Regions from separate parts of the Homo sapiens genome. Here region 2 is linked to region 1. A link is a loop called in an ENCODE intact Hi-C map of the cell type or tissue named here. Cell type or tissue: Calu3. All regions are shown on one strand. Each heading gives the region's core, and the rest is flanking DNA. Links, peaks and the distances in the headings are about the cores only.

Region 1 (16,200 bases), core at 6,816-11,815:
GAATTTATAAATTAGGCACTGTAAGAGATTGATAACAATAATTAATAATAAAATAGAACAATAATAACAATATACTATAATACAAGTTACGTGAATGTGGTGTCTCTCTCTCTCTCTCTCTATTCTTGTACAACACTCACCTATTTTCGGACCACAGTTGACCACAGGTAACTGAAACTGCAAAAGCAAAACCATGGATAAGAGAGGACTACTGCAAAAGAAACTTTGAAAAACTGGCTCTTACTGGAAAAAAATACATTTTCAGAATTATATCATTGTTCTCTCAAACTCAAAACACACCATCGCCAATTCCTCAGTTTCCCTTTGCGTTAAGCACCTTCAGTCACCAAGTCCTACTGAGTTTCTTTGTAGTTTGATCTATGTTCTTTCCTTTCCCTTCCTATATTCATAGCCCTAGAGCAGGCTTTCGTTACAATATCTAATATTATTATCTAAATTTACTACATCTATTTTTCCTCCCTCCAACCTCTTTTCTATAATATATCCAAATAGATCAATCTTGCTATTATTTTGAGTTGGTCACTTCACAGATTAAAAACTTTCTGGGGTTCCCCACTGAGAAGGCAATGAGTCTAGCATTCAAAACTGTACACAATCCCTCTCAACCTACCTTTTCACTCTGTACTAATTAGTTATCTTTTGCTGCATAACAAATTGCCCCCAAACTAAGATGTTTAAAACAGTAAACATTGATTATCTTACATTTCTGTGGGTCAGGAATCTGTAACTGGCTTAGCTAGGTGATTCTAGCTCAGGGACTCCCAGAGATTGCAGTCAAGCTCCTGACTGGAACTGTAATCATCTGAAGATCTGACCAGGGAAACATCCAAGCTCACTAACCTGGCTATTTACAGGCCCTAATTCCTGCCATATTCTGTTGGTCACGGCACTAGTTTCCTATTGCTGCAGTAACAAATTAACACAAACTTGGTGGCTTAATGCAATGCAAATTTATCACCTTACAGTTCTGGAGATCATAAGTCTAAAATGGGTCAGCAGAGCTGCATTCCTATGACCAGCTCTAGGGGAAAATGTTTCCTTCCTTTTCTGGCTTCTAGAAGCTACCTACATTCCTTAGTTCATAGCTTCTTTACTTTCAAAGCCAGAAAAATTGTATCTTCTCTCCTCTCTGACTTCTGCTTCCACCCTATATCTTCTCTTCAACTCTGAATCTACTGCCTCCCCCTTAAACAGACCCTATGATTACACTGGGTTTACCTAGATAATCCAAAATAATCTCTCCATCTCAAAATCCTTAACTTATTCACAAATCACGTGTGCAAAGTCACTTCTGCCATATAAGATAACATATTTACAGGTTCTACGGATTCAAATATGGACACCCTTGGGAGGGTTGGAGGGATTACTTAGCCTACCACAGTTACACAGACCAATCCTGAAACAACATGAGAGGGGATTATAAAGAATGTGTATAGAGACCACTGGAGCATGTCTACCACAAAATCTACCTTCTAACTTTTCCCACTCTTGAGCAAACTTTCATCCTTTTAGCTGGACCTGTCCAATTTCTACCTATCATTAAAATATATCAAATATGTGATAAAGCAAGTATAGTAAAATGTCAACAGTGTGGTAGAGAGCATACTAATATTCAATGTAAAATTCTTTCAACATTTGATCGTGTGAAATTTGTTATAATAAAATGTTTACCAAAAGTGCACCTTAGCTCCCATCTCCTTCACAAAATTTTATTTCTTGCTATTAGTTCTTGGAGGAATCTCCTTCCTCCAGTTTCTTATTTGTACTTATTATCTATACCACTTACTTAGCTTCAAAGAATATGGGATTTCTAACATCACTGAAATTAAATATATGAATGGATACTTCCATTTCTTACTGTCAGGTCTTTAAGAAATTAGGATCATACCTTACATTTTCTCTATTTTTCCCATGGCACAATCTACAACTATAGTAAGTATTCAATGATAACTAATGGATAAATCAATATTAACAGGTTTTGAGGCACTGAAATATATGATTTCCCTGCTATATCAGTTTACTTGTAATCACTTGTAAAAATTAAAGAAGAAAACAAAGGTTTATACATAATTAGTAAAAGAAGATTATTGTTTGCAAATAAAGATATTACTGATTCAGAGCCAGTGTGTGTGCTTTTCATTATTTTTCCAAAAGTAGGAATACATTTCTGCTGATCCAGTCATACTCATCTCCTTGTCTCCCGTGTGAACAACAGCAGTATTTTGTAAGGTGCCTGGCTAAAGTCAGGAGAGGGTATATGGCCATTAGATTGGTAAACTGTTGTTAGAAATAAAATTCCCTGGTACTTGTTTTGTTAGAATGCTGTATGCTTCAATGAACTAAATTTACTCCATATGAAATAAGATAATAATTTTTAAAAATCAGTATATCCACAACTTGATGCTGATCCCACTATTCGACTTTCTGTTCTTGAAAGATATAAAGCCACTTAGATAAATTATGGAAACTTTCTGAACCATTTTGTGATATCTTATTCAGAAAATATTTGTTAATATTCATAATGAATTCCTATTGTAGTTTCCCTCAATGTTAGAGAGTAAACCTGAAACAGCAATATCCTTCACCCATTTGTGAAAATATAAAACACAAAATGATCTACTTGCAGTCTACATACCATTCATAGGATAGTCTGCCAATCTTCCCTCAGTAGACATCATTACTAACACATATGTTGCATGCTTTTTCTGATATAAGGTAAATTAACAAGTGATATTAAAGAGTAAGAAGAGAAAACATCAAGCACAACACCAACTCTAACACTGAGACATTTGTTAAAAAATGTCAGCCAAGGAAGATAAATCAACAACGTGTAACTTGTCAGTCCCTTCTAAACCAAACAGCAAAAATCAAGAGTGGGTATCCAAGTCTCAGATGTAGCCAAGGAAAAAAGTGTTTTTTGGTCTGAAATCTTCCTCCATCATTTATGGACAAATTTATTTCAAAACAGAGCATATTCACGATGGATCCACAGTTCAGCAGGACAGGTCTCAAAACCTTGGATTTAAAATTTAAACTTAGGTTCCATTAATTTATATTTCCTTCCTAAGCTGATGGACTCAAGCCCAGGAAAAAAAGGAGAAAAAAAAATCATTCTATACTCAACCATCAAATTTGTTTCAGGTTCGGCTACTGTACTTTTAAGAAATATTTTCTAATATTCTAAAGCATAGTCTTCATTTTGCAGAGTGTATATTTTATAAAGAATAACATAATTTATATTTCTAGTCAATGAAATCAACAGAGCTAGTTTTTCTTATTAACATACTATTATGACATACTATTATTAACATACTATTTTCTTATTAACATACTACTATGGTATCACCAGTAACTCATCATAATTTCAAGTTTGGCATTCCAGAGTTATGGATTTCTAGTTTGGTATTCCTCTTAGGTATTTGGCTTTTAAATACTATTGTCCTGGCTTGGTCCTGGCCATATATGATCCAGAAGACTTAAGCTGCAGAGATCTCCAGTTAGGGATGAATATGCTTTATGTTCACCGCAAAATATAAAATTATAGGCCAAGCAAAATTAATGAATATTAAATCCTTGAAAGGCAAACATTAATGCTAAGAATTATCTCAACTATTAACCCTAAACTTCAATACTTTTAATGAGAAGTAAATCTAACCATAATTTTCTTTCCTTTTTAAATTTACCCTGAAATCATTCCTTGAAATTAGACTTCTCCCTGATTCATTTGGGGACTTCAAGCTCTCTTTTGAGCCTATAATCCCAGTGCTTTGGGAGGTTATAGTGGGAGGATTGCTTGATGTCAGGAGTTTGAGACCAGCTTAGGCAACACAGCAACATAGCAAGACCTTGTTTAAAAAAAAAAAAAAAGCTCTCTTTTGAGACTAAGTTTTGTATTTTCAATTGGATGTCTTCACCTGAATGACTTATATGTGTGTAAATCTCAGTATATCCAAAACTGAAATAATTATTACATTTAACATCCCCACCCCCTGCATCTTCTTCTAGATTCCCTATGTAGTTATTGACACTGCCACTCTGCTCACTTGCTTTAACAAAAACTTTGGCGTCATCCCTGACTCTTCTCTCTCTCAACTCCCTTAGCAACTGCTCATCAATTCTATTACTTTAACATCCCTCTTCCATCCCTGGCTCTCCATCTTCACCGTCAGTGCCTTAGTTCTAGCATCCATCATCTTTCACACATTGCAGTCACTTCTGAAATGTTTTCCCTTTCTCCAAGTTTTCCTCCTTCCAATCCATCCTTCACACCTCTACCAGAATAATCTCTCTAAAATACAAGCCTCATAAAATTGTTTCCTTGCTCAAACCCCTTCCAGAGCTATTCACCACCTGTAATGGTAGCTTACTATCTTTTTATGTGCATAGCACAAATGATAGATAGAATTACTAAAAGAGGTTAAAAGGCCAACAATGGTTAAAAATGCCAAGTTTGGAAAAACTGGAAATGAGTGTATACTCTTCCTTCAGTAGCTCTTCAGCACTGCATCACCGTTTGTTTAAGAAGAAATGTTTTCCCAACCACACATGCTGTCCTGCCTACTCGGGATGGGAAGTGCTTCAATAACTCACTAAATTCCGCAGTTTTTCTTTGGTGGTTGGCTTGGCATTACATCACATCTTGTGTCTTATCTTTATCTCTGATTTACATAGAACTGTACCCTTCTCTATTGGTCACATGACCCACCAACTCAGCATAAGGCTGATATCAATACAGTAGTAAGTATAGTAGTCCCCTTATTCATGGTTTTGCTTTCCCCAAGTTTTACTCTTTTGTGGTCAGCTGTGGTCCAAAAATATTAAATGAAAAATTTCAAAAATAAACAATTCATAAGTTATAAACTGTGCACCAATCTGAGTAGCATGATGAAATCTCCCATCATCCCACCTGGGATATGAATCATCCCTCTGTCCGACGTATCCATGCTGTCTTTGCTAACCACCTGTTAGTTATTTAGTAGCTGTCTCGGTTATCAGATGGAAAAAAAGCATAGTATGCATAGGATTCAGTACTATCTGTGGTTTTAGGCATCTATGCGGAGTCTTGGAATGTAGTCCCTGTGAATTAGGGGGGACTACTGTATTTGCAGATGTAACAAAAATGAATAAGTGAAGGCCTGGAGACACACCTATGAAGAACTTGGGCTTCCTCACTAGGCAGCAGCACCCAAGTTGTTAACTACTTACTGAGAAGATGGAGTTTCAGTTCTTTAGGGGGCTCTCTACCCTTTCCCTGTTACATCCCAGAGGGTTGTTTCCCATCATTCTTCTCACAGCACCCTGTTTACTCCATCAATAAATATTTATCAATTCAATAAGCAGCAAGCACCTCTTACTCAACAGGCACCAGGTGCTGTTCTCCAGTCCCATTCTTTGATGCTCCCAAACCTCCATACTGGAGATTTCTTGTGTCTGGAATATAATCCCCCATCCCCTTTTCTCAGCTTCCCTCTGCAATGAAGAGAATAAAGACTCAATAACTACTATTTACAGAAATTTTTTTGACACTGTCCTATTTACTTCTATCTATCTTGTGAGTACAGAAATTAGCACTACTGAAGATAACCACACGGTAAGTATTGGTTAAGTCAATTTTACAATCATTGTGAGAGATTGTCTTCAGCCTAACCCTTCTGTCTAAGGTTGATATCAACACATTTTCCAAAGCATGATTGTATCTCTTCACTCTACACCAAGGAGAAGCTGGCACTGAGGTCTTTCTGCACAGCAGTTGTAGACAGTATACAGCTACTCTACCTAACTGTTTTAAATGGAAAATGACAAGTAAATAACAAGTTTGGATAAAATGCACAGCTAACCTATTTTCTGTAGTAAATAGGTAGGTGCAGTCATACCTCTCCGAAATGTAACTTTTTACTCAGAGGAACTCATTCTTATATTCAACTCACATACTTTCTTCTGCCTTCTAATGCAAAAACTATTCATATACTTTTATCATACAGCATTCAATTCCATTTAAAAATATATATAATGAATTATTCAATAACATGATCATAATAACTAGAAAGAAAGCATTTTTATTGTTACATGTCCCCAAAAGTCAAAATAGTTGAACTTGAATAAAGAAGGTAATATAGAGTAAGTATAGGGAGGAAGAATCAAGATCAGTAGTTAATTCATACCAGCTACAAACCCTCTTCTGTTTGGAATTATGTGCTATTCCTCACATCTTCCTTTGGACTTATTAGAGCAATTGGAGGTATGTCCTTTGAGGCACAAAACTAATCAATCTCTATTTCTCAGAAGTTATGTTGAAAAGGAGCAAACAAACAAGACCAGCATACAGAAGAGATCATGAATTAAAGAATGGGCAGAAGTTAAAAACTCCAGGCTCATGAAAAATAACGTCACTATTTCTAACAGTATAGAAATATCACCTCAGCCAGATCTTTTTTCCCCTCTATTTTTTAGTTTAGTATAAAATGAAGACAGAGTTGGCATGACCCCTAGAAACTCAGAAATGCAATTTTTCTTCTCCATGATTTAGTTATAAAAAGGTGCAATGCACCAGTCAGTCTTCTTCAAACATGGACTGTGCAAGAATTTATGATGGGATTTGTGGGCAGACTAGAGAAGGTGAGATGTAGAGAATGCCTACTGAAATGCTCCCTGGCTCCTTCAGTCAGAAAAACAAAGCAAACAAAAAAACAGCATTGTGATATGCCATTCATAAATTCTAAACAGATTACCCTAAAATGACTGTCATTAACAAACAATTGTAATACTGACAACAGCAATTAACACTGAAGTTCTTACTATATTTCATTTCCCCATACTAGGAGCCTTACACACATTAACTCATTTAATCCTATTTTCATTCACATTCACATTTTATAGATATGAAACTGAAGAGACCCAGAGATTAAGAACCCAAGTTTCACAGCTAGTAAGTGGTGACCTGACTCCAGAGTGGGCCCCGTGCATCTTTACCCTCCTGCTTTGTTGTTAAATGCTTAAGTCTAGCACATCTGTGTTCACATAGCAGCTTCTCCATTTATTAGCCATGAGACATGAGGCAAGATATCTGACATCCCAAGCCTGTTTCCTTATCTACTAAATGGGAATATTAATGGCACCTCCACTTGATATTGAGAGGACTTAAAAATAAGTATTTAACATATATTAAAGTTCAATGTATATGAATTTAAAACATAAATAGAACAAAACAAAAAACTCTCTAGCTTATCTTCATGTGATATTCTTCTACTGCCTAATCCTTCCCTGCTGAAAACATTGATCTAGAAGCTAGTGCTTTGTAGTGCATAGATCTCTAGCTCCTTCCAAATCTGCTTCCTAAACATACTTAGAAAAAAATGCAACTAAGTTTATAAACAGAGCTTCAAGGGATTTCTTTGCACACTGTAAAACCCAACATTATGCTGTTAAGTTTTGCCCTTGGTTCCTTGATGTTAAAACTGAAAATCAAAATTCTTCAAAAGAAGAAAAAAGAAACAAAATTATGGATAGTTCATTTAAATATCACAACAAACCATTTTTTAGTTATTAGAAACTGATGTTCACATCAAATAACAGCTTAGCCTGACATCACTCAGCCAGTAAATGGAATAATATTAACCTATGTTCATGCCTACAAACATGCTTTCTAGTAAGTCAATCTTGTTCATGAAGTTTTCTTTTAAGTCACCCTAGATCTTTCTGGTTATTATTAATTCTAGTAATATTAATTTCTAGAATTAAATATTCTAGTTAATATAAGCCAAACTCAAAGGCTTATATTAACTACAATATTTTTAAGGGCAATTTGATCAAGGCTCAGTGGCATTAGTGGCCATGGCCTTAGAAGCCAAAAAGTCAGGCTCAACCATTTGAAAACCAAACACCCTTAGGCAAAATGTTGTTTTCCCTAAGACTAAATGCCCAATGATAGGATGAAAAGATTATGGGATTCTTCATGATTTCATGAAAATAACAGAATGAATCATTTTCTTCTGAGAAGCAGCAGTCACAGAGATGTAGCTAAAAAGACAGGACTTGGGGTAATTAGGAGCCCAAGTGGCAAATAAAGGAGTATTTGACCCATTCAAGCTCTGAGAGTACCCAAACTCAGCTCATTCAGGTTGATGGAGAATTGGTAGAGAGGCTTCTTCTTAAAAGTATCTGCAATGGAGGAATATCCCCTCAATATGGAATTTCATTCCAAACAAATTGCAGAAATAGGGAAGGATTCTGTCTTATAAAAAAAATTGCATGGTGATGATAACTGAGCAAGATATACTATGGTGAGCGCTCAAAAGAAAAAAGCTAATGTATATATCCAAAGACTACTACTATTTTCACCATCCCTGACTTATAATTATTTGCACCTTTGAAAATTCAAATGCAAAAGGACCATGTTCGTCTTAAAATGTATGCCAAGTTTCACCTCTTACAACATAGTAGAAACCCCTTCTTGATAATCTTTTACCAAGAAACCCCTTGATAATCTTCGGGTTTTGCAACTTGGCAATTTGGTGCAGCTTGATAATCTATGCCTAATTTTAAAATGTCTGAAAGTTCTCATCAGAGCAGGACTCTATAGGCAATAAGACCGTGTGAGGGGCCTGTCTCATGTGGAGTTGGCTGGGGACACCTTGCAAACCTAATGTCTGCATTTGGGCTTCCTGTATAGAGGTCTGCTGTGCATTTAATATTTCCAGTGAGGCAAAGAAAGCTAGAACAGGAAGAGAATACTTTCAACTAAGTCATGTCTCTCAGGATCCCATATACTTCAATTGCTTAGTGGAGACAAGCCAGAGCATTTGGTTGCTCATGAGCAATTCTAATCACTCCAAGCACCCTGTGGTAATCTGGACACATACTTGGAGCTTTTCCAGAGAGCTGTTCTCAATCAGGCAATTGTCTCGATAATAGAACAATTGCATACTCAGCCCTATTTAAAGCATTCACCCTGCTATGACCACTAAACCTTTTGTTAAAATATACAGGATTCTCCTTTATTCTCTGTGTTAACACATACAAGGAGAAATGATAGCCCATAGTGAGGAAATGGCAGGTGTGCTTTCTTGCTTTCCCAGTGTAGTTAATATTTTAAGAAAAGACAAAAAAAAAAGGGAGACCATATTTAATGATTAGTAATCTAAAGTAACTCATTAATCAAGTATTTACCTAACATCCTAGCACTGAAAGCTATTGCACAGTGAATTATGATATAGGTAGTTAAAGCCATAAGGAAATGTTTGTTTTATTCTGAAATAGGGCAAAGTTGTGCTAATGTTGAGGAAAATAGCATAACATCCATGAATGCTAAAGAGTATAATTACTCCCGGAGATGGTATGTTCATGTTTTCCCTTTGTAGTCTTTTATCTGAAGAACCCAAAACCTCAAAGCGTCAGGAATTAATCTCCACTTTGCAGGAAATTGCACTTAAAAAAAATCTTACTGTGGTAATATGAGTTATCAAGACACAGTTTAACAACTCGAAGTCTCTCTACTTCAAGTTCCTAATGTGATATTTTGGAGCAACATGAACTAAATAATTGTGACTGCATTTAAATTTTCAGTACACTGATTTTGATAATTCTATGAAGGCAAATTATGTACCTGTTTGTCCCAAGTAAATAAGTGAGGGCATCAATTATATGGAAAAAAAATGAGATTTCCTTTGTTAGTAAGAATCAGCAATTTTCAGTTAAGAATGCAATGCTTTAATCAAAACCACAATGAGATACCATCTCATACCAGTTAGAATGGTGATCATTAAAAAGTCAGGAAACAACAGGTGCTGGAGAGCATGTGGAGAAACAGGAACACTTTTACACTGTTGGTGGGACTGTAAACTAGTTCAACCATGGTGGAAGACAGTGTGGTGACTCCTCAAGGATCTAGAACTAGAAATACCATTTGACCCAGCCATCCCATTCCTGGGTATATACCCAGAGGATTATAAATCATGCTGCTATCAAGACACATGCACACGTATGTTTATGGTGGCACTATTCACAATAGCAAAGACTTGGAACCAACCCAAATGTCCAACAATGATAGACTGGATTAAGAAAATGTGGCACATATACACCATGGAATACTATGCAGCCATAAAAAAGGATGAGTGCATGTCCTTTGTAGGGACATGGATGAAGGTGGAAACCATCATTCTCAGCAAACTATCGCAAGGACAGAAAACCAAACACTGCATGTTCTCACTCACAGGTGGGAACTGAACAATGAGAACACTTGGACACAGGGTGAGGAACATCACACACCAGGGCCTGACATGGGGTGGGGAGATGGGGGAGGGATAGCATTAGGAGATATACCTAATGTAAATGACGAGTTAATGGGTGCAGCACACCAACATGGCACATGTATACATATGTAACAAACCTGCATGTTGTGCACATGTATCCTAGAACTTAAAGTATTAAAAAAAAAAAAGAATGCAATGCTTTGCCATTTATATAGATCTGAGAATGAACTTCTGGATGACATAAATCTTTGTTGCTCCTTTTTAGTCTCAAGCTCCCACTTTTGGCATTTTAGGATTTTAGAGCAAAAAGGCAGGAAGAGTAGTAGAAAATTAAAATGAGTAAGTTCTATTTTTTAGCAGCTTTGATAAAAAAATGAGATTAAAATGACTAGCAAAAAAATATGTTGGGTAGGATGGGGAAATGTAATTATTCATATAATTAATTCTGCAAACACTTTTTATTGTATACTATGTTCTAGGCACCTTGCTTGCGCTAGATACTTAGAATTCAAAAACAGATTAAAACCCACGTTGGATTACTTGTCTTCAGGGGATCCAGGTCTAATCCTAACTTGATACCTATAGCTAGAGATAATCAAATTGGCAGTGCACATTTGTTCCTGGAATTCAAAAAACTTGTATATATCTGTAGTACCTATATATGATGTGATCACTATGATGGCAAATGTATTCATATTACAGCATATATAAAACTTATGTCGTGAGGTACTTTAGTGATGATGATTAAAAATATACATTAATTGGAAGAGGAGAAAGAAAAGAAATCACAAGAATGTATTTTGTTTGAAAGCTAATCACCTATTTAATTGAGGGTATCAGCTATAATTATTCCACTAACCAACCACAACTTTCAGCTGCAGTTTCTCATTCAGCACACATATATTGAGCATTTCTACATTTTTATTCTGAGTTCAGGGGATATAATGAAAAAAGACCAAGTGTCTCTTCTTAAGGTGCTTGCATCCTGGAGGAAACAGACACATACTCCACAAACCATATGGTGCAATACCCCTGAGTATTAATAAGATAGTGATTAGGACAGGATGCAATGGGATCTCGGAAGAGAGACCCTCTAAGCTGGCCAGGGGGAAACAAGAAAGGCTTCCTTAAGAAATCTTTTTATTATGCTTTATATTCCAAGCACCCAGCACAGTGCCTGGCACAAAAAAGATAATTGATAAAAGTTTGTGGGATTCCTTAATTAATTAAGGTTTTAGGCAATGTGAAGAATTCAAAAAAATATATAAGGTCCTGACTTTGAATAGCTTAAAAATTCTAGTGGAGAGATGAGACATAAGCACATAACATGAATATTAAAAATAATATATTTTAAAGAAGCATTAAAGATTTCTATGCAACATTTGTCACAGAGGAATAAAGTATTACCTTGAGTTGGAGGTGATCCGGGAAGACTTCTTGAAGGAAGTAAGAATTTAAATGTTCCTTGCAGCGTTGGTTGCTGTAGATTTCATGAGGTAGAAGGGGAAATCCCTGCTGGAGGTCAGGGAGGAGCCCAGTTTGGCTAGGGATCTGGAGCAGGATAATAGTAACCTATAATGCTGGGAAGGTAGGCTGGGGCTCAATTTAAGAGACCTTTACATTCCAAGACTAACAAATTTGAACTGCAACCTATAAATTATAAGAAGTCACTAAGAGTTTTTGAGCAGTGTGGTATCATAAAAGCTGTATTTTGTGTATGCGTATAAATATTAAACATGCAGAAATATCTTTACTTCCTTAAAGTAAAATATCTTTACTCTGTTACTCTCACCTTTTTTTCCCCTGAAAGAGATTGTCATTTTGTTCTATCTTTTATTTTCCACTTTCTAAAAAAACTTTTTTGAGATAATTTTAGACTTACCAAAGCATTGGAAGAATAGTAGAGAGTTTCCATTTACACTTCACCCAGTAAAGCTGTATTTTTGAAAAAGGAATCAGGTTAAAGACCAGTTAGGTCTTTAACATGCACATACATGTAAGTGGATTTACTAAGATTGCTCCTTTAGATAGGCTGAAAATGGACAATTAATAACACTGGATCTCCAGACTACATTGTACTCTTGGTTAAAATGACCAGCTTGTGTTTGTGCCAAGTACTCAGCCTCAGGACAAAAAGGGTTACATGTGCCATTAGTATAAACAGGAGGCATGCTTGCTTTGGGCTTTGAAACAAATGACTAGAAGAACTGCAGTGTAGCCCAGCCACTTTTGACCACCCTAGGGTTACCATGTCTGATGCCCTTAGGAAAAAGGGTCCTTTAAAACCACTCCCACTACCTTCCTCATACACTGCCTCTGTCCTCCAGGAGCAGGAGTGGCTATGGTTTGGTAGATTGGGCCACCCTTGCTAAAGGGATTAACAGGAAAAGATCAGCACACACAGGCATAGCTGTCCCTCTGGTTTACACCGTCATGTGCTTGGCATCTTTAGGGTCAAGGCTGATGTCCTTTTATGTGTGGTTAGAATATGATAAGACGCAAAAACTTGGGTATGAACATTGGGATAGTAAAGGCCTCCTTTGATTTGAAGCTACCTATGCCTCACCACCTCAGGAGAAGTGGTTGCTCCAGATACATGGTCTGGCCTGGCTGGCCAGAGTTTTTTGCACTAAGATTTGGGGACAAATCCCCAGAAAATAACAAGGTGTTATTTTGCTTTTCTTTGCCATTATTGCATCCTCAGCAACCATAGGGGAAGTGATTGCTGTAGTCTCAGAGGACTTGGGTATTTCTGATCCTCTGGCTGTAATACTAAGTAATAGCACCCTAACCTGAACACAGACCTTAACACTGCCTGTCACCTTAGATTGTGTCATATTATTTTGGTTCATAGTAAGGCCTCAAAAAAAAAAAAAAAGAAAAGAAAAGAAAATAGAGAGAGAAAAGGAAAAAGACAAATAAAACACGAATTCTCTCCCCTTTTCCTTTATTACTTTAAGTAGGAAGCTACTGTTGTTTTCAACTGTACTTTCTTATTTGAAAAAGCTCAGTTAGTGGTTAGTTCATTATAAAGTCTCAACCCCACATTCATTGCAGCATTATCCACAATAGCCAAGATGTGGAAACAACTTAACAGATGAATGGATAAAAAAAAATGTGAGATGTGTGTGTGTGTGTGTGTGTGTGTGTGTGTATATATATGTATGCATGTGTATATATGCACATGCATATATACATATATACACATGTGCATATATACATATATACACATACATATACACATATGAAATACATACATATGAAATAATGAAATATTCAGCTTTAAAAATGAAAGAAATCTTGCCATTTGTGACCATGCGGATGAACCTAGAGGGCATCATGCTAAGTGAAATAAACCAGACACAGAAAGACAAATAGTGCATGATCTCACTTACAAGGAATCTAAAATAGTTGAACTCATAGAAAAAGAGAGTAGAAAATGTTGTTGCCAGAGGCCTGGGGGTGGTGGAGGAAATGGGGAAGTGTTGCTCAAAGGGTACAAACTTTCAGTAATACAACAAACTAAGTTCCGGAAACCTACTGTACAGCATGGTGACTATAGTTAAGAATATTGGCCAGGCACAGTGGCTCACGCCTGTAATCCTAGCACTTTGGGAGGCCAAGGGGGGCAGATCACGAGGTCAAGAGATTGAGACCATCCTGGCTAACATGGCGAAACCTCGTATCTACCAAAAATACAAAAAATTAACTGGGCATGGTGGCATGCACCTGTAGTCCCAGCTACTCAGGAGGCTAAGGCAGAAAAATGGCTTGAACCCAGGAGATGGAGGTTGCAGTGAGCCAAGATCACACCACTGCACTCCAGCCTGGGTGACGGAGTGACTCCGTCTCAAAAAAAAAAAAAAACAAAAAAAGAATATTGCACTGTAAACTTGAAATTTGCTAAGAGACTAGATCTCAATCTCAAGTGTTCCCACTGCACACACACACAAAAATAGTAATGATGTGAGGTGATGTACATGTTAATTAACTTGACTGTGGTCATCATTTCATAACATATATCAAAACATCACATTGTACACCTTAAATAGATATAATTTTTATTTGTCAAGTATACTTCAGTAAAGCTGTAAGAAAAATAAGTCTCAAGGATGCCTGCTTTCATGAATAGGCAGAATTCTACCAAAAACTGGCTTATGTAAGTGTCTTGAAAAGAATATATGCTTCTGTATTAAAGGAATATTTAAAAGATTTCACAAGTATTCATTCACAAAATATCTTTTGCATATATTATTCAAGTCACCTTATGCAAAGCCCTGAAAACAAAGAAAAGAGTAATACTCTCACATAATGATCTCAGTATAGATTAAAATAGATTGAAGTAAATTATTCTGGGAAATCTGATATTTTTTAATTCAAAAGAAAAATTTTTAAGAGATTTTATTTATAAAACAAAGCCAAAGTTTTGTTTTAAAATTTTAAAATATTATAATGTAACACTTTAAAATTAGCAATATATTCATATAGCTCAAAATTCAAAAAGTATAAAAAGGCATGCAAGGAAAAATTATCTTTCTTACCCCTTAGTGGAATACGTTTAAAGCAGGAGAAATACATAAGAAAGCTGTCAGCCATCTCTCTTTCTTTCTATTTTTTTTCTGCTTTCCATGTTTGTGTTTTTGAGTAATTGTCACCATGACAACATCATATATTAAGTAAACTACTTGACATTAATCAGGAGGTCAGAATTTACTGCCAAATGTTTGGAAAGCAGCCCTTATGTGTATGATTTGACCCAAAATGTTGTTTTTTTGAACTTATAAATCATGCATTCTCTAAGGAAAATCTCAAAGCTGATAATCAAGCAAAAGCAACAGATACGTCAATATATTATACTAAGTTTAAATTATCTCATTAGAAAAAACTGTATAAATAATCAAAAGCAGAGGTTAGGCAAGAAATTACACATTGTTTCTCAATGACAATAATAGCACATATTCCTATGTTTCCTACTATTATAAAAATATTTACTAACATAAGTCCATGTCTAATATATATTTGTTGAATGAATGCTTTAAAGTATGCAAATAACAAATTTAACCAAATGTCAGACAAAGCTCTTTTAATTCCTTGGCAAATACACTTTATCCAAAATATTGCCTTAGAGAATCACACTTTTAGAAAACGAGACAGCCAAATTACCCAACCCCAACGGATAAATCTCATTTTAAAAAGACAATCACTGAAAGAAAACCCACAACTTATCATGATGGTACCTCTCTTTGTTCAATAGCAGTCAATTTCATGGAGTTCATTCTTTTGCTCAATCTATGTCTCTGGTAGCAGTTTATACTAGTTTGTTTATTTTACCTCAGAAGATGAACTGTGGCTGAACATCCTTCTTACCCTGAAATCTAATTTATTTTGAGGCAGTTAAGTCGATATTAACCTTCTGTCCAAGTCAAAACAACACCTTTTCCCATAAAGTCCTCCTCAGGCCCCCACCAATTACATTACCAGATTGCAGTCCTGAATCATTTAGTTGCTCATTTGTGGTACCCCTCTCAAATTTTTCATATCTCTCTTAAAATGTAGGTATTAAATGGAGTCATGTCTCATTACCAATGTCAAGCAAAGGGGAAGCATTTTTCTTGATTGATTTTTATCTTCTCTTTATCCCATTCCAGCAACACTCTGTTGATTTATCTCATATCCCTATTATTTCACTCTAATACTGTGATAAACTTTTAAAAAATTCTTAATAAGTGTCTCATAATGCTGAAGTTAGGCTGAGAAACGGCCCATGATAACATTCGAGTGCTCTGTTGTCTTCCTTCCTAGTGCCATTCGTTTGTTCCTCCTGAACTGCTTTCTGTTCTTTATCCACTGTTTCACTGAATGGCAAGCACCACTTTGTATCTGGATCATATATATTATTATAAAATATATACATATATATAATAATAATATA
Region 2 (16,200 bases), core at 7,482-12,481, 87 kb before region 1:
TGAGCTCTTAGGAATAATGTTGCCATACAAATAGCCATGACTAAAAGTTTGTCAGGAACTGTAGCAGGAGCAATGGTCAGTTCCATGCAGGGCTTTAAAAAATGAGACTAAAAGCATTCCATGGAAATTTGTATGATCTTACAGTAAACTGAAATCCCTACACAATAAGTTAAAAATCTCTTCATTGCTGATCTTTTAGGAGCAATTCCAGTTAAAGTCTTAGGCAGAATTCCTATTCCATAGTTAATCTCTAAACTACAGTATCAGAAACAGCCTTGAGTTAGGAGATATTAGACCTGGGTTGTAGTTCTGGTTCTCTCATTAACTGTTTTTGTGACATTAGGAAGGCATTTAACTGTTATAGATATAGCTCCTTAACCTGTGAGGTAAGAAAGACCGACGAGATTATCTATAAGGTTCTGGAAACCCCCGGAAAGCCATGATATTTTAAACTTGCATTGGTGTTCAAACAGAAACTCTTAGCTCCAAGTCAATGCATCTCATATAGGTCTGCTGAATGGATAAACAAATTGATCCAAAACACTGATGTGGAGGACAGGGATAAAAATTACAAAGTAATGGAGGCATTTAGAAAATCTATTCTAAATTAATCAAGCGTAACCTCATCTAAAGGCAAGGAATGAGAACACTTATTTTCTTATAAGGTCTTGTCTCAGAAGAGAAAACAAATTAGGAACATAACCTCAGAATCAATATAAGTGGTGAAAAGAATGTAATTTAAGAATAGTTGATAGAATCATGCTAAGCATATGGGCTTTTGAAAGATGCATGATTTTACCACAACACAGAGGATTAAAATACATAAACTGACATGGGTAAGTCCAGTTCAATAAATTCTATGGAAACAAAAAGGAATGTTTTTATTTTTGTCACTAGGGCTCATCTTGCCTTTGAAATTAGCTTCTTCTCATCAGAAGAGACTAGCAACAGATTAAATAACATTTCTTGCTATTGGCTTTGACTAATACTATTTCCCATTTGAAGTAGTCTTTTCTATGTCCTCTACATCAATTCATGCCATGACCTAATGAAAGTCACCTTCTATGATGCTAACTCTTTTGCTGTGGCTAAATACTATGCTGTCTGCTATTCTGACACTTCAGAACTGCAGTGGAATACCCTATCCTGTAATCTAGTTAGATGTTACCTTACACACTATAACTCATTAATTTCATGTATAATAATCTCACAACTAAACTTCATTTTCTTCTTTTCTAACATAGTCCTTCTGTTTTAAGTTCAATGAAAAATAAATGTATGACACTCACACTAGTGATTGCAAATGTTCTCAAAACAAGAAAACATCTTATATTTTAATTGGAGTATGATATGGTTTGGCTGTGTCCCCACCCAAATCTCATCTTGAATTGTAGCTCCCATAAATCCCACATGTCATGGGAGGGACCTAGTGGGAGGTAATTTAATCATGGAGGCTGATTTTTCCCATGCTGTTCTCATGATAGTGAATAAGTCTCACAAGATCTGATGATTTTATAAAGGGAAGTTCCCCTGCACATACTCTCTTGCCTGCCACCATGTAAGATGTGTCTTTTGCCTTCTGCCATGATTGTGAGGCCTCCCCAGCCATGTGGAACTATGAGTCCATGAAATCTCTTTTTCTTTATAAATTATCCAGTCTCAGATATGTCTTTATTAGCAGCATGAGAACAGAATAATACACAGTACCAATACTGACATTCAGGATAGATAATACATTTCATTGATACTTTGGAATGCATAACAGAATAAATTGGAATTTCATTCCAATTGATACTTTGGAACGGATACTTTGGAATGGATAACAGATACTTTGTTACTTTGATACTTTGGAATGGATAACAGAATAAATACTTGTTGAGAGAATAAATTATTGCTATTTCTCTCTAATCAGTTTGTAAAACTTTCATGTGTGTATACACACTGAATCAAAGGTTGACCTTCTAAGTTCACTATTATCACAGTCCTCACCCCTAGAAGAAATCAGGAACATAGTTTTTTGTTTCTACAATCTATTGATAATGAAAGGCCACTTCATTTCAGCCAAAACTGCAGGAAGAGAATAAAAACTATTTCCTATAAGACATATGAAAAACATTATTTTACATGCCAAAGCTCCAAAATAAAAGAATTATCAATTGCCTCCTCCCCGCAAAAGAGGAAATACATCTTTTCTAACTTTTGCCACTGGATGGCATCAGTTTCAGTAACCAAAAGGTTTTGATTTTAATGTCCACAAAATATAATAATAATAAGATCTTGGGTGAATCCAGGAACCTCCAAAGGTCACATCCTCAGAGAAAAGACAGACTAAAAAAAGTCTATCCACTAGCAAAGAAAAATGACACGCAAGTATATCATGGCCTGTTCAAATACAAAGAGGGGGCTTCAAGATGGCTGCCTAGATCAATCTGGTATTTGCCTCTTCCATGGAAAAGAACCAAAATAATGAGTGGATAATCATACTTTGAGTAGATAATCTAAGAGAGAACACTGGAATTCAACAGAGAAGTGACAGGAAGCACCAAAAGCAAGAAAGGAGAGGGAAACAGTTCAGCTGGATCAGCTGAGGGTCTGGAGTGGCTCCTTAATGTGGGGAAAGTGTGAATGAGAGACCCCCAGTAGACCATGTTTCTGCTGGAGATTCCTACAGTCCTAGCCATGAGAGAACACCTCAATCCTTACAAGTTCTGAGACTAACATAGAGAGCTGTCTGGAGACCACATGAAGGCACTGCTGCATACGCCATTTTGAGAGCACAGCCCCCACCCCACCAAGCTGCATTCTACTCCATTGCCAGGGCTAAGGCAGGAGCCACAGACAGTGATCCCATGCCCATCATACCTACCTGTGGCCCTCTGCAGAGGGGTAACTACACCTTTTCATATGCCCCCAAGGACAAATGCCACTGCCCACAACCACCACTGCTTTAAGCTGCTGCGGAGCCAAGACACAAATGAAGCCCATGTTCCCAGCCCCCAGCTTATGGCTCCACCCAGGGAAAGCAACCATAGGCTTCCCAGTAGAAGGGCTACAGATAGCCATTTCTGCTCTCACCTAAGCATTTTTCCAGTGGTCTGGGGATCACCCTACTTCTGCCTACCATAGCCAGTACCACTGAGGGGTCTGAGAGCAAGTCCACCTGGCTCAGCTCCACTCCTTCCCCCTTTACCTGAGCATACCATCCAGGGACACGGGCATCACTTATACACACCTTCCAGGGGCCTGAGCATCACCTGCATGTACTTTCCAGGGGCCTGAAGATCATCCAGGCCAGTTGACCACCTGTGGCACCTAAGCACTTCTCCCAGGGTCTGAGACCAGCCATATTCAACTTGCACTACCACCACAGCTGGCACCCAACCATACACACCACCTGAAAGTCTGTGGGCCAGCCCACCCAACCTCTTGCAGCCACTGCTACCACAGGGGTGGACCACTTGGGTCCCAGATGGATGTTCCACCATTGCTACTGCCATTGCCCATGCCACATCCACTGCCCAGGGGCTTAAGAACCTGTTCACTTGCCAGACCCACTGATGCCATTAGCAGCATCTGAGAAAGCAACCTGGAGGCACAAGAATTGGCCTTCCTGGACCCACCAACACCAGCACCAGTGCACACTGGCCTGGGGCCTAAAGACTAGCCCACCTAGTGTTATAGTACTCAGCAAAACTTTTTCATAGCCTCTACTAATAACAACTGCATTCTAAGCCACCAAGGTAGTCTCAGACACCACTGATGCTGTCTACAAATGAAGAAGTCATACAGAGACTACACCACTACGCATAGTCAGATTCAAAAGCAAAGTACCCTACCCAACCAATACCATAGATACATGTCAGAAAAGAGTTCTCCTTTTCAAAAGCAATTTCAAACAAATTAGAAGAAGCAACAGTTATACCAGATGTGTAGATATCAACATAAGAACACAGGAAAGATGAAAAAGCAAGAATATTTGACACCTTGAAAGGAACACAATAATTATCCAGCAACAGATCCCAATAAAAAGAAATTTACTAGTCAGACATAGTGGCATGTGCCTATAGTCCTAACTACACAGGAGGCTGAGTTGGGAGAATCACTTAAGCCCAGTGGTAGAGGCTGCTATGATCAAATCACTGCACGCCAGCATGGGTGACAGAGTGAAGCCCTGTCTCAAAAGAAGGAAGGAAGGAAGGAGAGGAAGGAAGAAAGGGAGGGAGGGGAAATTCATTAAATCCTAGGGAAAAATTAAAAATACTATCACTAAAGAAGCTCAGAGAGACACAAGAAGGGGCATCATGGAAATGTTGCATATCTTGTGTTAATGGCTGAACAACTGTACATATCTGTAAAACTCATTAAAGTATATATTTAAAATGGGTGAAAAAAAGAAGATTCTGAAAAACAATACAAAGAAATCAGAAAAACAATTCAGGATATGAATGAGAAATTTATCAAAGAGATATAATTTTTTAAAAAGCAGAAATTTTGGAACTGACGAATTCATTGAATAATATACAAAATACATTCAAAACCTTCAACAGTAAGACAGAACAAGCAGGAGAAAGAATCTCAGAACTTGAATACAGATCTTTTGAAATAACCCAGTCACACAAAAATAAAAACAACAACAACAAAAAGATTAAAACCTTCAAGACATATGGGACATCATAAAGCATCCAAATATTCAAATTTTGGTGTCCCAAGAAACAACGAAAAAAAATGAAAGAATTAGAAAACCTATTTAATAAAATAATAGGTTAAAAACTTCAAAACTTAGCAAAATATTTAGACATTCCTATATAGTCAAAGATCCCCAAATAAATACAATTTGAAAAGGTCTTCTTCATGGCATATTATAGCCAAACTCAAAAATCAAAGACAAAGAGAAAAAAAATTAAAAACAGCAAGAGAAAAGTATCTAGCCACCTATATAAAGGAACCCCATCAGACTAACAGCAGATTTCTCAGCAGAACCCTAACAAGACAGGAGAGAATGGGATGATATCTTCACAGTGCCAAAAGAAAAAATGTGCTAGCCAAAAATATTATGCCCAGCAAAATTATCCTTCCTAAATGAAAGAGATATAATGTCTTTCACAGATGAGCAAAAGCTAAGAGATACAGCACCACTAGACCACCCCTATAAGAAATACTTAAGGGAGACCTACACCCAAAAGCAAAAGAATAATAACTACCATTATGAAAACACATGCAAATATAAAAACCACTAGTGGAGCAAACACAGAAACAAGGAAGGGAAAATTCTTAAATGTAACCACTACAGAATGCCAACAAACCACAAAGATAAATTATGAGAGAAAAAGAAAGGAAAAAAGGATATAAAAAACAATAAGGAATCAAGTAATAAAATGATAAGAAGCCCTCACATGTCAGTAATAACCTTGAAGGTAAACAGATTAAACTTTGCACTTAAAAAATATAGACTGGCTGAATGAATTTTTGAAAATGATCTAACTATATGCTGCTTACAAGAAATTCTCACCTATAAAGACATATATAAACTGAAAATAAAGGAATGGAAAAAGATGTTCCATGTAAATGGTGCTCAAAAGTGAGTAGGAGTAGCTATACTTACAACAGATAAAACAGACTTTAAGTAATAAAAAGTGACAAAATTATTATATAATGAAAGAGGTGTCAGTTCATCAAGAGGATATAATGATTGTAATGATTGTATCCTCATGTGTGCTCCCAACACCAGAGCACCCAGATATATAAAGCAAATATTATTAGACCTGAAGGGAAAGACTCTAATACAGGAATAGTTGGGACTTCTACACTCCACTCTAAGCATAAGACAGATCATCTAGACTGAAAATTAACGAAGAAACATTGGATTTAAACTGCATATTAGACCAAATAGACCTAACAGACATTTACAAAACATTTCATCCAACAGCTAAAGAATAAACATTATTCTTAATCAGCACACAGAACATGTCTAGGGTAGACCATATAGTAGGACACAAAACAAATCTCAAAAAATTTTTAAAAATCAAAATCATATCAAGTATCTTTTCAGACAACAATAGAATAAAAACAGAAATCAATAACAAGAGATATTTTGGAAACAGTACAAATACATGGAAAGTGAAAAATATGCTCCTGAATCACAATTGAGTCAAGAGAAAAATTAAGGAGAAAATTTAAAAATTTCTTGAAAAAAACAGAAATCAAAACACAATGTACCAAAACCTATGAAATAAAGTGAAAACAGTGCTGATAAAGGTTTATAGCAATAATTGCCTACATCAAAAGAAATAGAAAGATTTTAAATAAACAATACAATGATGGATCTCAAGGAACTAGAGATGTAAGAACAAACAAAACCCAGAATTAATAGAAGGAAATAAATAATAAAGATAAGAGTGGAACTAAATGAAATGGAGATGAAAAAGACAATACAAAAGATCACCAAATGAAAAGTTGCATTTTTAAAAAGATAAATAAAATCAATAAGACAATCGTAAGACTAATCAGGAAGACAGAAGACTTAAACAAAATCAGAAATAAAAAAGATATTACAACTAATACAGAAATACAAAACATCAGAGCTTATTATGAAAAACTATGCACTAACAAACTAGAAAACCTAGAAGAAATGGATACATTCCTGGACAATACAACCTACGAAGATTGAATCAGAAAGAAATAAAAAACCTGAACCAACCAATAATGAGTAATGAGATTTAATCTGTTGATGGCGGTGAGGATGTGGAGAAAAGGGAACATACACTCTTGGTGGGAATGTAAATCAGCACAGCTATTATGGAAAACAGTATGGCAATTTCTAAAAATACTAAAACTAGAACTACTTCGTTACTGGGTATTCAGTCAAAGAAAAGGAAATCAGTATATCAAAGAGACACACGCGCTCCCATGTTTATTGTAGTACTATTTACAATAGCAAAGATATGGAATCAACCTAAATGTTCTAAATGGATGAATAGATAAAGAAAAGGTGGTATATTTACACAGTGGAATACTATCTGCCATAAAAAAAGAATAAAATCATGTCATTTGCAGCAACATGGATAGAACTGGAAATCACTATGTTAAGTCAAGTAAGCCAAACACAGGAAGACAAATATTGCATGTACTTGCTCATAAATAGGAGTTTAAAAAGTTTATCTCACGGAGGTAGTTAGTAGAATGATATATACCAGACGGTGGAAATAATGTTTGTGTGTGTGTGTTTGTGTGTGTGTCTGTTTGTCTGTGTGTGTGTGTGTGTGTGTGTGTGTGTTGGTGGGGGTTGGGGAGAGAGGATGAAGAAAGGTTGGCTAATGGGTACAAACATACAGTTAGATAGAAGGAATAAATTCTAATGTTCAATACTAGAGTATGGTGACTATAGTTAGCAACAATATATTGTATATTTCAAAATAGCTAGAAGTGAGGACTTGGAATGTTCTCAACACATAAATGATATACACTTGTGATGATGAATATCCTAAATACTCTGATTTGATAATTACATATGCTATGCGTGTAATAGAATATCACATGTACTCCATAAATACGTATAAATATTATGTATCAATAAAAAATATTAACCAAAAAGTTAGTGTAGCTATACTAACATAAGACAAAATAAATTTTAAGGCAAAGTGCATTATTAGGAATGAAGAGGGCTGTCACAAAATTATTTTTTAAGTCACCAGGAAAATACAATACTAAATTTGTATGAATCTAATAACATAGATTGGCCTCAAGCAAAAATTGGCAGGCTTATTCAAGCTCACAATCACAAAGCGACCTTTTTAATGCTCATGTGATAAAATAAGATTCTTTGTGAGTTTTTATTTGTCTCCCCGCCTGTTCCCCTTTCTAGATAGTATCTAAAATGTTTAATTGTCTTTGTCTATTTGATTCACAGGTGTATTTTAAGCATAGAACAGTATCTGGCACATAACAGCTGCCTAATATATACTTGCTGAATGTTGGAATTATTTGAGATGAAGAAAAGATAATGACTATAGACATTGCAAAATACAATTAACAAGCATAATCCAATCAGCTCTCATGGAACCTACACTTCCAAGCTAGTAAATGTACATTCTTCTCACGTATATGTGAAATATTTATTAACATCATGTACTAGACCATATTATTTGGTCACAATACAATTAAGTTAGAAATCAATGATACAAAACAATAAGATTCCCTGCATTCTAAAATGTAAAACACACTTTTAAATAGCTCAAAAAAAAAAAAACATGATGAAGAATAGGAAACAGAACTGAATGGTAATAAAATTGTTAAATTTCAAAAATTGTAGTAAGCAGCTAAACACTACCTGGCGAGAAATCTATAGATTTATATGCAGATATATAAGAAAAGGAAAGGATAAAAATTAATGAGCTACACATCTAAATTAAGAAGTTTGAAAAGACCTAAAATGTAAACACAAGAAAATACAAGGAAGGAAATAATTAAGAGAACAGAAATTATTGGAATAGAAAAAATATACACAATAGATGTTCAAAAGTGCCACAAACTGGTTCTCTGAAAAGACACAAAACTCTAGCAAGAGTGATCATAAAAAAAGATAAGGATTAATATTAGAAATAAAAATCAGTCAAATTTCAGATACAACAGAGACTTAGAAAAATAAAATATTAAGAAATAGTTGGTGCAATATATTTAAAGCAAAACAGAATGGACAATGTTCTAGAAAAAATACAATTATTCAAATGGATCCATGGAACAAACAGAAAACCTAAATAAATCTGAAATCATTAAATATATTCAATCACTAGTTAAAAGCCTACTTACCAAAAATACTTCCTAGGGCCAGATGATTTTACAGGTTACTTCCACCAAACAGTCAGCTAATAGTTAATCCCTACCTTTTATGAAGGGTTCCAAAGAACAATAAGGACTTATTCTCACCTCAATTTATGAAGCTAACAGAACCTTGATATTAAAACCAGGCAGAAATAATATAAAAAGGAAATTTATGGGCCAATCTAACTCATTTTAGCATTTGCTAAAATACTAGCAAACTTAAACCAAGAACTCATAATAAAGAATAGCACATTGTGACCTAACTAAATTTAATCCCAGGAGACAAAGGATGGTTTAACATCAGAAGGTCTATTAGTATATTTCACCACATGAACAGATTAAAGAAGAAGAATCATACAATCTTCCAGGTGGAGAGGTTGATAAAATTCAACTCCTAAGCATGATTTAAAAATGAAAACAGAAACCTTAGTAACTAGAAACACAAGAAATCTTCACCTGATATCAGACATCTATCAAAAGGTATTTCACTATACAATTTTTAAAATCATCCTTAAATTAGCCTTAAAATGAGAAATAAGACAAGGATTCCAGCTTGTGGTCAACATTGCACTGGAGGTCCTTGCCAGCACAAAAATGATTTAAAGGAATCAGCATTTCAAAGGAGAAGACAATGGCCAATGTGGGTACATCTATATACTCACTGAGGTCACTGAGAAGTGGCAGCAGAATTCAATACCTTTTTAGAACTCCAAGATCCCAAAATATCTAGATTTTTCAAAGTCCACAGTTTCCTTATTTCGGTGACTTTTGCTGTCTTTAAAATCCACAGTTGTATTTTATGAAAAATGATAGTCTACCATAGCCTTGTTTTTACCTTACACCCAGCTTTTTTATAACCTGAACTTTTCAGGTTGACCATGGATTCAATTTTGTTTGACTTCCTGTTTGGCAGTCACCTGTTCCACTCTGCATCTAGGCAAGAAGGCTGAGCACACCTCTGATGATTGCTTTAGAATCTCCTGAGTCTCTGCTGCTCTGATGAAGGCATGTAAACTAGTACTGAGCTTGGCTGCAGTGTGGCAGACTCACTACTATTCTCTCTAGAAAACCTTTTTATTCTTTATTATTTTCAGTGTGTTTTCATAAGCTGCTCTCAAATAATACTGTCTTCAAAAATCCCATTTGAATATTTGGTAGGGGAGTTAGTTGTACTTAATTTTCTTTCCTGTCGATTCTTTAAATGGCTTGCTTTGTGGTTTTACTAAGTATTTTTGTATTATGAGTCACTCTGAGCAACTGACTGGGAATGTAGGAAGACGTCTTCTTTTGCTATTTTAATTTACTGTGTGATTGACCCTGGGCCAGTCATTGAACCTAATCAAGTAACTTCATTCATTGCTAAATAAAGATAAAAGGCAGCCTCAAAAAATGGGTTAAAATTAGATTCTGTTACCTAATGACTTACTGTGTTAATAACTGACTCACACAAATTTTAATTAGCTTTTTCCTATAACATTTTCATTTGGAAAAACTCTCCTTTATTATCCTTTCCTAGTTGTACCCCTTTTATACTTCTCTAGTCCATCCTCTCTTACCTCTCCATTTGCTTATTTAACTTTACTGCTAAGTTTCAGTGAAGATCATGGCACTCTGTGATGGTCAGCTCAAAATACAGTTTTGATACTGCACATGAACAGCAGAACAAAATAAGCACACAATGGAAAATGAGTGGAAGGAAAAGTGTACTTAGAGGAAGTCCTAATACAAGTTCCAGCTCCCCCATGCACCAGTTTTATGACCTTAAGAAAGTGAGTTAGCATCCCTGAGCCTACGCTTTCTTATTTGTAACTGTATCCTTTTGATCTCAAAGGCAATTGTTACAAAAACCAATGACAATGAATGTAGAGAGCACTTTGAAAAACTGTAAAATACTATACATTTTTATTTGCCATAACTGAATAATTCTATTCCCTGAATTTAGTCATAGTATATGAAATTTGTCCGCTCTTCAAGAAGAGCTTAAGTGATATCCATTCATGTTAGACAGATACTTTAAAAATTATCATAGAGTAGTTTGTAAGTATGTAAACAATATATTGGGACAAGAAAGACTTTAAGGTAACAAAATGTAGCTTTAAGAACAGACAGACTGGGTGCAGTGGCTCATGCCTGTAATCCCAGCACTTTGGGAGGCCAAGGCAGGAGAATCTCTTGCACCCAGGTAGTTTGAGGTCAACTGCATACAAAACAATTTTTAAAACATTATCCAGACACAGTGGCATGCACGCAGTAGTCCCAGCTACTCTAGAGGGCTGAGGTAGGAGTATTGCTTGAGCCCAGGAGTTCGAGGCTGCAGTGAATCATAATCATAGCACTGTATTCCGGTCTGGATGACAAAGTGAGATCCCGTCTCAAAAAGAAAAAAAAAATGGATGAAGAATTATTTTCATGCCAGGTGGAAAAGCAAGAAATAATTAGTTAACACTTGAAGATCTTTTTTAGTCTGAGTTTTTATATTTTGAAGCCATAACCCATGGTGGAATTTAAAAATACAAAATAAATGAAAGGAAAACTGAAGAGCAGACAAATTTCAAGGTGTGACCAAAGGAACTATTTTCAAATATGATCTCTGAATCATGTAGAACTTCAAGGAAAAAAATCTGAAGACAGGAACTGTTTCAATTTCTTACCTTTGCTCTGTATTAAAGAGTGCAAAGATGTGCTTGCTAGACATAAAGCTCTTTTCCACATCCCGAACTTTCAGGTTGTCCAAGGGAAGCATGTACTTCTTTTCTTTTTCCTATTATAAGAGAGAGAAAGAAAAGAGGGAGAGGAGAGGAGAGGAGAGGAGAGGAGAGGAGAGGAGAGGAGAGGAGAGGAGAGACAGAAAATTGACTTTAATAAAAGATCTTGAGGCATGCCAATGGCAACACATCACCTGAGTTGGCTAACACTTGATTACACTATCTTGATAATATCATCACATGCCATTTTGATACCAGCTATTAAGGAATAAAAGTTATTAGAGATAGGAGGCCCCAGTGATTCTCAACATGTGGTTGGAAAAATGGCGGGGGGAATGGTGTACAGGAAGGGCTCTGAGATGAAGAAAACACATGGTCCTCCGTCCTTTCCCCCTCATGTGGGTCCTTTTAGATGTTTTTAAATGTTAGTTTGATATTAAGACTTTAGCCATCTGTTAATATTTAACAAAAATGTTCTGGTCCTAATTCAATGAGAAATGCCAGATGGATTTCATTTCTTGTTTTATTTGCAGCCTAAGCAGTTTTGATAGCCAGTGTTGGCAGGGGAGTGGAAGCACAGGACCCCAGTATGAAATACCCCCCATAAACTATGATAAAGCATAAAAAGTACTTGCTCATTTGGGTCTAGAATAAAATATGAATTCTGAAAAAGAATTATTCCATAAAATTGTTGAGCTCTTTGGGGAAAAATTCATTAGAAGTGGACTGATATTGACTAGAACAAACTCTCTTTCAAAATAAACAATTGTTTAGGAAGAATATGAACATTGAAGAGGTAAGGTCTGCAAATGCGACCAAATTAGTGTTAGTAAAACATTGGATGCCAAAAAATTATTGGAAACATTTACTTTTAGGGACTGGCCCACGGGCAATATTATTTACATGTAAAAATGCCTAACAACCAGTAGGAGAGAGCCAAATACTCAATTTAAGAAACCTAGTAAATACCTATTACCAGGGGTATAACAAGCGCTGCCCTTGTTAACCATGGTCCTCTGTATGGTCCCAGGTTACATCTCTGGTGTTACCCGTGAAAGAGAGCAGGGCTAAAGTCCAGAGCTGGAGAGAATGGAGACTTAGTCATAACTTTTAATAAACGACTATTAATGCCCATGGGAAATACGTGCATCATACAAATATGTCTGACATAAATCCTTTTGTTCCTACAGCATATAGACTACTTCCTTAAGAATTTGTAGCTCAGCTGCATAGCATAGAGCTCTTCTGTGCTCCCTAATCAGTTTGTGGGTAACATGTTGTATTGTAGGGAGTATCACCCACCTTTCCACTTCCTACTCCTAAATTAATCAGAAAAAAGTTGGGCAGAGCACATTAGAATAGCAAAAAGGTAGCATTCTACTTGGCTACAAAAATAAAGTCACGTGTGAACAGGTGACTGAAAACATTGAAGGAAGTCGCTTAGAGAACAAAATAGCTGTTCTGACAATGTCTCCAAAGAAAAGAAGAAACATAAAGGAAACTAAATAGGAGTGAGAGAGGCTCAACAATAAACATGAAAAAGTAAAGCACTGCAAAATTAGTCCAATATTTCTACAACAAAAGTTAAGAATATATTATCAAACACAAGAATATTCTAAACAGCAAATACATAATTTAATCGTAAATGAGATACCATAGTTGAGTCCAGCTTTCTCAAAACAGTTGTCAAACTATTTTAGGACAGAATTCTAAGAGGCAAAATTCTAGGCCTAATGAAAATCTATCCAATACATAATCAAATGAAAATGCTTGAGACCCAGGGAACATTTTTTTTATTGAATGTTTTTCAGTGCCCTAAATTTAAGCAGCTGGATTCTTTTAAACTACCATCCTATTCAACCTTTTGAAATGATAGATTTGCCTTTTAATGGGAAATCTGAATTTCATTGTAAAGATGGAACACAATGTCCTTGGCTTGTTTTCTATAGAAGTAGGCTCTCTTTTATACTGCATTCTTTAGCATATCGTGAAGACCAAAACTCCAGCAAGTTTATGCCAGATATTAAACATGAGAGAAATACACACACATATGCAGCCTGGGGAACATGAAAAATGGTCCTCATATCCAAAGTACTAAATGTCATTTATCCCAGGCTTTGAGGACACATTGCTAAATTATTTCATAATCAAAACTTTGAAGACTGACAAAGGAAGAAGAAAATGTATTCAGACATGTATTTATTAAAGTTGTAAGTCAAATGGAGAATTAAATGAGACAGCAGCAACTCTAGGCAATAAAAAAGTATATCATGGATATTTCTAAAAAGTCTTGGTGCTTTGGGGAAAGAATGATGTTCTGCTAAAAGAACATCATGAATCTAAAATAGCTAAAATAAACAAAAGAAATAGAGAAGGAGAAATAATATACAGAATTATAATTTCCAAAATACAGTCTTAGCATCATCTTAATCAAGAAGTGTGCTAAATCTTTTTTGTCAGTTCTATGACTGCCTAATAATGTGCTGCCCAATATGGTAGCCACTAGCCACAGGCAGTTACTGAGCACTTGAAATGTAGCTCAACTGGGATTAGCTAGAAATGCAAGATAGACCCCAGATCTCAAAAACTTAAAACGAGAATGTAAACTATATTGGTAATACTTTTTAATTGATTATATGTTGAAATAACATTTTGAATATATTGGGGGTAAACAAAGCATTATTAAACATAATTTCACCTGTTTTTTCTTACTGTTTTGAAGTTGGCTGTCAGACAATTTTAAATGACATATGTAGTTCCATTAAATTTCTACTGATAGCACTAAATACCCCATGTACTTAACTCTTTCCTTCCTCTCATCCATCCAAACAGTTTTTCCTTCTGACCTCCCTGTTTCTGCTATCAGGTTTATCCTTCATTCTCCCTGTCACCCCATCTGAAACCTCACTATCATTTCTGACCCATCGTCTTTTCTTGCCTCCTTTATTACTTCAAGACTTTGTCACATCGTGTTTGAAGAGTTTGTCCTAGTTCCCCTCCTTTGACATTCCCACAACATTATTCCAGGTCCCTGGCATCTCACAAGCATGTGGTCACAAATGGTCTCCTATCTAGTCTCTTGCCTTCCAATTTCTCTAACATCACCAGAGAAGATGATTTTTGAAAACGATTTTGTCAAATTCATTGCAATCCTTCAGAACTTTCAATAGCTTTCCATTGTTTATGGAAGAAAATCCACTAACCTCTTTAATGTGAAGAGGTTTAAAAACACTTACAAATTGGCTCAATCCTGATTGGCCAATGTCTTCTTTTCTCCTCCATAAGAAGTTTCTGTTTCAACCAAATACATCTTTTCCAAATACATCTTTTCCCAACTTGAGATATTCCTTCAATAGTTCCCTAACATAGCAATGTTTAGTATTCAGAGTTCAGTTCAAGTTCTACTTTCTGTGCAAAAGATTTTCTCAAACTTGTAACCATTTGTCTGTTTCTGTCACCTCCCATCTCTCTCCCTTATATTAATATAATAGGTATTATTTATTCTATTCATTTCAAACTATACGAGACAGCTTCAATTTATAAGTGCATTACATTTGAAAATTTATGTGAACGTTGCTCATTTGGAATTTAGAATGTTCAGTCAACTCTCTTGTTTAAGTAGCTTATATATTGTTTAAGCAGTTTATATAAGCTTACACAATATAGTTGTTTAAGTTGTTTTAATTTATTTTTAAAATATGTGATATTTGTTATAATTATTCCCTGGCTTGCTCTAACATTCTGAAAGATAACATTCTTTCTCAAGCTAATAAATAATCAGATTAGAAACAAGTTTCATGACAGACTAACAGATAATATTCTATGTTATGGAGAAAAACAAAAATTTACAGCATTTTTTTGTAATAAATAAGAAATGAAATTTGATATTTTAAACATTTTATCTTGAGTAGACATTTTGAAGGAAGCACTGGTAAACTTCTAGAGAAAGATTTTTTTAATAGAGATTCATAAAAGAACTTCTGCATACTTTCAAAGGCTTCAGAGGCTGAGGTCACTGATTCAACACCATTCTTTTCTTCATATTTAAATATAGTATCTTTCCTCAATACAGGAGGGTCGCCAGCAATATTTCTATGGGAGGCATCCAGGATGATAGAGATATTTTTGTTCAAAGAGAGAGGGAACATGAGAGCATCAGTGTAGTGTTCTTTCCCTGAATTCACTTGGCAAGAGTTAGAAGAAACGGAAGAAACAGATCAGGTCCAAAAAGGGTGCATCTTTGTGTGAAAGGGGTCTGAGGTGGAAGTAACTGAACAATGAGTAGTAAAAGGCAGAGGAACCAAGGTGGTAGAAGGTGGGAATTATGGGATGACTACAGTATGTGCTCGCTGACCTTGAAAGGAAACCAGAGAGTCAATGAGAGATAGGTATGGGCTTGGCAAGTGCGCAGTGATGGTCTCTAGCTGGCAGAGCACCATCAATATAACTTAGGCACTAGAAGGAGATACAATGGGTATGAGCAGAGGATCAGGTGTGTGGGGGAATAGCTCCTGCATATGCAAAGGACCTGCATATGCAAAGGACTGGGAGGACTTTATTCACGTGGCAATTTATACATAGGGAGTTTCATAACTTGAATTATTTGAGTAGCCTTGGTTTGATGACAGCTTTAATTATTGTATTTGTTCATACCTTTTCTTCTATTAAAGCAACAACA

Evidence for each region. Peaks named below come from ENCODE experiments on the same cell type or tissue, not always from the same donor. Only the 100,000 strongest peaks of a DNase experiment are listed, where the experiment ranks them.
Region 2: a loop joins it to region 1, with 1.9 times the contacts of the local background. A loop is called at or near these places in 1 of 110 quality-filtered maps.

The regions. Positions count from the first base shown.
Region 1 is chr1:172,161,179-172,177,378 of GRCh38, reverse strand. All of the region lies in intron 14 of DNM3 (dynamin 3), which reads right to left. Among named protein-coding and RNA genes, the nearest start is that of DNM3OS, 24 kb to the right of the region's middle. In Calu3, for the core only: no CTCF peak of the experiment used is centred there; DNase peaks (open chromatin) are centred at 8,878 and 11,778.
Region 2 is chr1:172,248,951-172,265,150 of GRCh38, reverse strand. It overlaps DNM3 (dynamin 3), which reads right to left. Exons shown (of 21, transcript NM_015569.5): 15 at 11,469-11,578. Among named protein-coding and RNA genes, the nearest start is that of DNM3OS, 110 kb to the right of the region's middle. In Calu3, for the core only: no CTCF peak of the experiment used is centred there; DNase peaks (open chromatin) are centred at 9,760 and 10,110.